Linked DNA regions of Homo sapiens: all the other regions are linked to region 2. Evidence: chromatin loops called from intact Hi-C (ENCODE). Cell type or tissue: PC-9. All regions are shown on one strand.

Region 1 (2,500 bases), 130 kb after region 2:
GCCTGTGATCCTGGCACTTGGGAAGGCCGAGGCAGCCGGATCACTTGAGGTCAGGAGTTTGAAACCAGCCTGGCCGACATGGTGACCCCATCTCTAATAAAATGCAAAATAAAAAAATTCACCAGCCATGGTGGCAGGCGCCTGTAATCCCAGCTACTTGGGAGGCTGAGGCAGGAGAATTGATTGAACCCTGGAGGTGGAGGTTGCAGTGAGCCAAGATCACTCAGTGATCTGAAAGTAGAATTTAAGGAATCAGCAAGCCAGTGGAAAAGGCTTTGGAAGGAGGGAAGAAAGAAAAGAAGAAGAGGAGATGTTGATGTTTTATAAGAAGAATGTAAAGCAGCAGATTGCCAATGGTGGGATTTCTGGCACTCTAACGGGCTGGTGCACAGAAAGACTTTCCAGACAATCGGGTCACTACCAACATCACCCTGGCCAAAAGCTCAGCCCTGTATTTTTTAAAGTCCAGATACCAGAAAAACCTCTTGAGAGGTAAAATGAAATTTCTGCAACAATAGGGAATTAGGACAGCAAAGAATCAGCATCTTTAAAAACCACATATTAGATATTTACTTATTTACATATTTCCACAGGCCAGTGTCATAACAAATATAGACCTTCCTACAGTACTTTACAGTTGACAAAGCCATTTTACTGCTCATCTGCTCTTCACAATAATTCTGTGAGGGCAGCTATTACCGTCCTTCTCTTAGTGGTGAGATAATGAGGCTCAGAGAGGTGAAAGGTCACACAGCCAGGAAGTGGTGAAGCTGAGACCTGGTGCCTAGTCTTTGGATGCCAAAGCCAGTTTCCTTCCCAACACTCCACAGATGCTTTCAGAAGCATAGCCTGAAAGGCCAGAGATGGGTGTCATAGGGCCTCACATTACCTTTTATGAACTTGTGGGAGTTATAGCCAAGAAATTACATCAATACACCAAGATGCAAAATAATTCATGGAAAACAAAGCTTACAGGAAGGTGAAATTAGCTACATTTCCCAACCATCCCTATCACTACCTGTAACCTAAGGGGAAAGACCAGAATTGGTGACAATGTGATCAGAAAAGTGTTGTAATAGCAGCCACCCAGGCATCCAAGGCCCTCCAATGTCCTTGGTTTTAAGATCATTTTTCTCTGCAGTTTGTGGCGAGAGCGCCCCCATGTGTTTCTTTTTTCTTTTCCTTTTTTTTTTTTTTTTTTGAGATGGAGTTGCCCAGGCTGGAGTGCAATGGCCCATCTTGGCTCACTGCAACTTCCACTTCCAGGGTTCAAGCAATTCTCATGCCTCAGCCTCTCGAGTAGCTGGGATTACAGGTGCGTGCCACCATGGCAGGCTAATTTTGGTATTTTTAGTAGAGATGGGGTTTCCCCACGTTGGCCAGGCTGGTCTCGAACTCCTGACCTCAAGTGATTGGCTTGCCTTGGCCTCCCAAAGTGCTGGGATTACAGGCATGGGCCACCGCTCCAGTTTTAATTATCGGCGGGGCGTGGTAGCTCATGCCTGTAATCCTAGCACTTTGGGAGGCCAAGGTGGGCCAATCACTTTAGGGCGGGAGTTCGAGACCAGCCTGGCCAACATGCAGAAACCCCGTCTCTACTAAAAATACAAAAATTAGCCAGACGTGGTGGCGCGTGCCTGGAATCTCAACTGCTCAGGAGGCTGAGGCACGAGAATCACTTGAGCCTGGGAGGCAGAGGTTGCAATGAGCCGGGATTGTGCCACTGCACTCCAGCCTGGGTGACAGAGTGAGACTCCATCTCAAAACAAAACAACTCAGTTTTAATTTTGAATATAGTGAATATAGATAGCTCTAATTTACATAATCAAATCCCTTTGGAGTCCCTTTAATAGTGTAAAGGGTTCCCAAGAGCAGAAAGTTGGAGAATCACCATATCATATCATTCTTTTTTCCATAATCTTCTTGGAAAACCCCCGTCTGTACTAAAAATACAAAAATTAGCCAAGCATGGTGGTGCGTGCCTGTATTCCCAGCTACTTAGGAGGCTGAGGCATGATAATTACTTGAACCCGTGAGGTGGAGGTTGCGGTGAGATGAGATCGCACCACTGCACTCCAGCCCAGGCAACGGGGTGAGACTCTGTCTCAAAAAAATAATAATAATAATAAATAAATAAAATATGAAATTTTTAAAAAATTAAAAATGTAATTATTTTAAAATAGCAGTATAAACTCCTTACATATTAACACATCACTTTTTGTTGTTGTTGTTGTTGGTTTTGAGACAGAGTTTCGCTCTTGTTGCCCAGACTGGAGTGCAATGGCGTGATCTTGGCCCACCACAACCTCTGCCTCCTGAGTTCAAGTGATTCTCCCGCCTCAGCCTCCCAAGTAGCTGGGATTACAGGCATAAGCCACAGCGCCCAGCAAATTTTTTTTTTTTTTTTTTTTTTGAGATGGAGTCTCACTGTCGCCCAGGCTGGAGTGCAGTGGTGCGATCTCAGCTCACTGCAAGCTCCGCCTCCTGGGTTCACACCATT
Region 2 (2,500 bases):
TAATTTTTGTATTTTTAGTAGAGATGGGGTTTCACCCTGTTGGCCAGGCTGGTCTTGAACTCTTGACCTCAGGTGATCCGCCCACCTCGGCCTCCCAAAGTACTGGGATTACAGACTAGAATAGATAAATCTATAGAAACAAAAAGTAGATTAGTGGGGCTGGGCGTGGTGGTTCACGCCTGTAATCCCAGCCCTTTGGGAGGCTGAGGTGGGCAGATCACCTAAGGTCAGGAGTTTGAGACTAGCCTGGCCAACATGGTGAAACTCCGTCCCTACTAAAAATACAAAAATTAGCTGGGCGTGGTGGCAGGCACCTGTAATCCCAGCACTTTGGGAGGCTGAGGCAGGAGAATCGCTTGAACCGGGAGGTGGAGGTTGCAGTGAGCCAAGATCGTGCTACTGCACTCCAGCCTGGGCGAGAGTGAGACTTTGCCTCGGAAAAAAAAAAGGCCAGGCACAGTGGCTCAATCCCAGCACCTGTAATCCCAGCACCTTGGAAGGCTGAGGTGGGTGGATCACTTGAGGTCAAGAGTTCGAGACCAGCCTGGCCAACATGGTGAAACCATGTCTCTACTAAAAATACAATAATTAGCCAGGCATGGTAGCGCATGCCTGTAATCCCAGCTACTTGGGAGGCTGAGGCAGGAGAATTGTATGAACCCGGGAGGTAGAGGCTGCAGTGAGCCGAGATCACGCCACTGCACTCCAGCCTGGGTGACAGAGCAAGACTCTGTCTCAGGAAAAAAAAAAAGTAGATTAGTGATTGCTGGGAATGGGTCAGTCTCTGTACAGATGAAGAACATGAGGCTCAGAGAAGCCAATTGCCACCCATCTGTGTGACTTTGGACCAGTGACTTCACGTCTCTCAGTTGTGACGTGGAGAGAATGACGTGCGCCTGAGATGGTGGCTCTGCAGCTCAGTAAATGTGCCTGCGGCGCCTGGTGGGTCCCCCTGCGTCTTCGTTAGTTCCTTTTCCTTCTCTCAGACCTTTGGCTGGAAGCTGGTGGGGCTGAAAGGTGAAGGCTGCCACCTAGAGGTGAACTCTGGCACCTGCCAAAGCCTGCGAGGCGTCTTATCTTCTCATCAAGGTAACTCACCCGCTATGGGCTTGGGGAGGAGAAACAGGATGTGAAAGAAGCAGCCCCGCTGAGGACAGGGCTACTAGACTGGCCAGATTCTTTCCAGATGTTTGTAGGCCCTGGGAATGCTTTTCACAGATGTTGGGTCCCGTGGAGGTGATCCCATGCGGGAAGAGGGACATCCCATGCGGGAGTCAGGTCCCAGCAGAGCTGCTTAGCGTCTCTTGGGGAAATGCCACCTATAATTCCTTCTTCTTCTTTTTTTTTTTTTTTTTTTGAGATGGAGTCTCGTTCTGTCGCCCAGGCTGGAGTCCCGTGGCGCGATCTCGGCTCACTGCAAGCTCCGCCTCCCGGGTTCACGCCATTCTCCTGCCTCAGCCTCCCGTGTAGCTGGGACTACAGGCGCCCGCCACCACACCCGGCTAATTTCTTTTGCATTTTTAGTAGAGACGGGGTTTCACCATGTTAGCCAGGATGGTCTCGATCTCCTGACCTCGTGATCCGCCCCTATAATTCCTGTAATTGTCAGTTTATTCCCTCGTTTTCCTGAGGGATCTCTTTAACACACACACCTGACCTTGTCTCTCTCTAGTTCAAGGTCTGGCAACTAGCTCCCCACCACGGCCCAGCCACCCCCACCACCAGGTCCCTCCGATCTTCAGACCCTTCACACATGGGCCTTAGGTTTTTTTTTTTTTTTTTTTTTTTTTTTGAGACAGGCTCTCACCCTCTCACCCTGGCTGAAGTGCAGTGGCACAGTCTCTGCTTATTGCAACCTCTGCCTCCCAGGCTCAAGCGATTCTCCTGCCTCAGCCTCCCAAGTAGCTGGGATTACAGGCACGCACCACTACTGCCCAGCTAATTTTATATTCTTAGTAGAGACGAGTTTTTACCATGTTGGCCAGGCTGGTCTCGAACTCCTGACCTCAAATGATCCACCTGCCTTGGCCTCTCAAAGTGCTAGGATTACAGGTGTGAGCCACTGCACCCGGCCCCCTTACGTTCTAATCCAACACACTCTTCCTAACTCCCCTCTGACCTCTCAGCTCTCTCTATTGCCCATGCTGTTCTCCCTGCTTCACATGTCTCTCTCCATCTCTTCCACCAGAAAAAACTGTTCTGCTCTCAGATAGAAGTTTCTTCCTTCTTTTCTTTCTTAAACCAGATAAATAAATCATTGAGAATGCTGTGTACCCCCATATCCCCCACGTGATCTTAAACAGCACTCAATTTTAAAAGGGTGCATTTTTAACTCCTCAGGCTAAGAGAACAGAAACCTGGGACAAAATTAGGAATCCAGCTCACATGCCTGTAATCCTAGCACTTTGGGAGGCCAAGGCGGGCGGATCACGAGGTCAGGAGATGGAGACCATCCTGGCTAACATGGTGAAACCCCGTCTCTACTAAAATTACAAAAAAT
Region 3 (2,500 bases), 380 kb after region 2:
TGCAGGGAGCCGAGATCGCCTTACTGCACTCCAGCTTGGGCTCCAGAGTGAGACTCTGTCTCAAAAAAAAAAAAAAAAGAAAAAAGAAAAAGAAAAAAAAGAATGTAACCAGGCATTCTCTGTCTTATCTGGCAACACCACCCAGAGGGGACACTTGGCAATATCTGGAGACATTTTTGGTTGTCACAACCTGGTGGAGGAATTCTACTGACATCTGCTAGGGAGAGGCCAGGAATGCTGCTAACCATTCTGCAATGCACAGGACAGCCCTACAGCAAGGAATTATCCAGCTCAAGATGCTAACTTGCGAACCCTGGTCTGGACCTAGTCCTGGCTCCTTCAGCGCAAAGCCATTGCTGGGAAGGGCCTTTAATTTGATCATTCATCCCTTTGGGAAATGGAACAGTAACAGCCTCCAGCCCTTGCATCTCTCCCAAGAGCAAGACATTGGCAGTGAGGAATGGGACAGAGAGCCCCAGGTGCCAAGAAAGAGGAAAAGAAGACCAGAAGGAGCTGGGGAGTGGGGCCCGCCTGCAGCCTACATCAGACTCCTATCTGGGCTGGAATTGGAGACCCAGGGGTGAGCTGGAAGAGATCTAGCAGATGCTTCCACAATCCTGAATCCTAGACCTCTGGCCTTGAGAAAGCCCCACATGGGGAAGAAGGGTGAGGCTGTCCCCAAACGCCTGGTCCTCCATTGCAGCCCAAAGCATGTAATTGGAGGTGGAAGGCATGAATGAGTGAAGGAATGAATGAACGAAGGAAGAAAGAAAGGAAGTTACTGAAAGTTCAAGTGGAAGGAACGCTGGGAAGCGGAGTTTTTGTGTGGTCTCTGCCATTGCCTGGCTGACCAACAAGTTGCTTCCTGTATCTGTTCTCAATTTCTCCATTCCTAAAATGAGGAAGTTGGAGATAACAGGTGCCCCTGAAACGCCTGAGTGCATGGAAGTCACCCACAGGGCCTGTTAAAACACAGATTGGGGCCGGGTGAGGAGGCTCATGCCCGTAATCCCAGCATTCTGGGAGGCTGAGGCGGGAGGAGGTCTTGCCTGAACTCAGGAGTTTGAGGTTATAGTGAGCTCTGATTATGCTACTGCACTCCAGGCTGGGTGACAGAGAGAGAACCTTGACTTGAAAAACAAAACCCCAAAACACAGATTGCTGGGCCCCACTCCCAGAGATTCTGATTCAGTATTCTGGGATGGGGCCCAAGAATCTGCATTTCTAACTAATTCCCAGGGGAAGCAGATGCTGTCGGTCCTTGGACTCCCTATGGGCAGCACTGGACAAGAGAATCAATAAGGAAGCTCCATGATCTCTCAGTCCCCTGGGCAGGGCTGATGGGGCCCACAGGGGAAGTCTGTTCTCTTTTTGCCCTGGGAGGGCCAGGAGCAATTGTAGGTGAGGGTTTAGGAGGCGGTTTTCTCAGCTCCTTGGGTAGAGCTGGCCTCAGCAGCCCTTGTACTGTGAGATGCCGCCATCTACAGGATGGATCTACCCCATGCTGGGGCCGAGTGCTGTCATATTGAGGGTCTGATCTGAGGAGGAACATTCCCGAGAGGTATACTTTTCCTGTCAGGCCACAGGGAAGCAGTCTTTGCACTGTCTGAACCAACTGACCCTAAGATGGTTCAAAGCCAGGCATGGTGGCTCATGTCCGTAATCCCAGGCCTGTGGGAGACCGAGGAGGAAGGAAGGATTGCTTGAGCCCAGGAGTTCGAGACCAGCCCAGGCAACATAGCGAGACCCTGTCTCTACAAAAAATAAAAAATTAGCTGGGCATGGTGATGTATGCCTGTACTCACAGCTACTCAGGAGGCTGAGGCAGGAGGGTCATGTGAGCCCAGGAGGTCAAGGCTGCAATGAGCCATGATCTGCACCACTGCACTCCAGCTTGGGCGATGGAGGAAAAGAAAAAAAAAAAAGATTATTCAGTTTTCAGTGTAAATGTTGGTCCCTGAATTAACTTGGGAAAATAAAACAAAATGTGTCTGCAATCATATGGGATAACATATTTTCACCAAAACTGTTGTTATGTTTTGCCTTTTAAACCCTGCTATACAGTATTCCTTTTAAAATTAATTAATTTTTTAGAATTGTCAAAAATTGTATACATTTAACATGTACAATGTGATGTTTTGTAATATACATATACATTGTAGAATGGCTAAATTGAACCAATTAGCATATGCATTACCTCATATACTTATTTTTGTGGTGAGAACACTTAAAATCTACTCTCCATCCGCCGGGCACGGTGGTTTATGCCTGTAATCCCAGCACTCTGGGAGGCCGAGGCGGGCGGATCACGAGGTCAGGAGATCGAGACCATCCTGGCTAACATGGTGAAACCCTGTCTCTACTAAAAAATACAAAAATTAGCCGGGCTTGGTGGTGGGCGCCTGTAGTCCCAGCTACTCGGGAGGCTGTGGCAGGAGAATGGCAGGAACCTGGGAGGCGGAGCTTGCGGTGAGCCAAGATTGTGCCACTGCACTCCAGC

What was found. A loop is a pair of places that touch in the nucleus more often than their neighbours do. Peaks named below come from ENCODE experiments on the same cell type or tissue, not always from the same donor. Only the 100,000 strongest peaks of a DNase experiment are listed, where the experiment ranks them.
Region 1: it touches region 2 in a loop (6-fold over the local background); 8 of 110 quality-filtered maps call a loop at or near these places.
Region 3: a loop joins it to region 2, with 12 times the contacts of the local background. A loop is called at or near these places in 6 of 110 quality-filtered maps.

The regions. Positions count from the first base shown.
Region 1 is chr1:23,664,282-23,666,781 of GRCh38, forward strand. No RefSeq gene overlaps it. Among named protein-coding and RNA genes, the nearest start is that of RPL11, 26 kb to the right of the region's middle. In PC-9, a CTCF peak has its summit at 1,140; no DNase peak of the experiment used is centred here.
Region 2 is chr1:23,538,964-23,541,463 of GRCh38, forward strand. It overlaps LOC124903876 (a long non-coding RNA gene), which reads left to right and starts at 920. Exons shown (of 3, transcript XR_007065537.1): 1 at 920-1,089. RefSeq lists an enhancer at 874-1,168. In PC-9, a CTCF peak has its summit at 1,045 (motif pointing left); a DNase peak (open chromatin) is centred at 1,028; H3K4me3 peaks cover 264 bases.
Region 3 is chr1:23,915,511-23,918,010 of GRCh38, forward strand. No RefSeq gene overlaps it. Among named protein-coding and RNA genes, the nearest start is that of CNR2, 3.4 kb to the left of the region's middle. RefSeq lists an enhancer at 1,531-1,580. In PC-9, CTCF peaks have their summits at 1,496 (motif pointing left) and 1,696; a DNase peak (open chromatin) is centred at 1,461.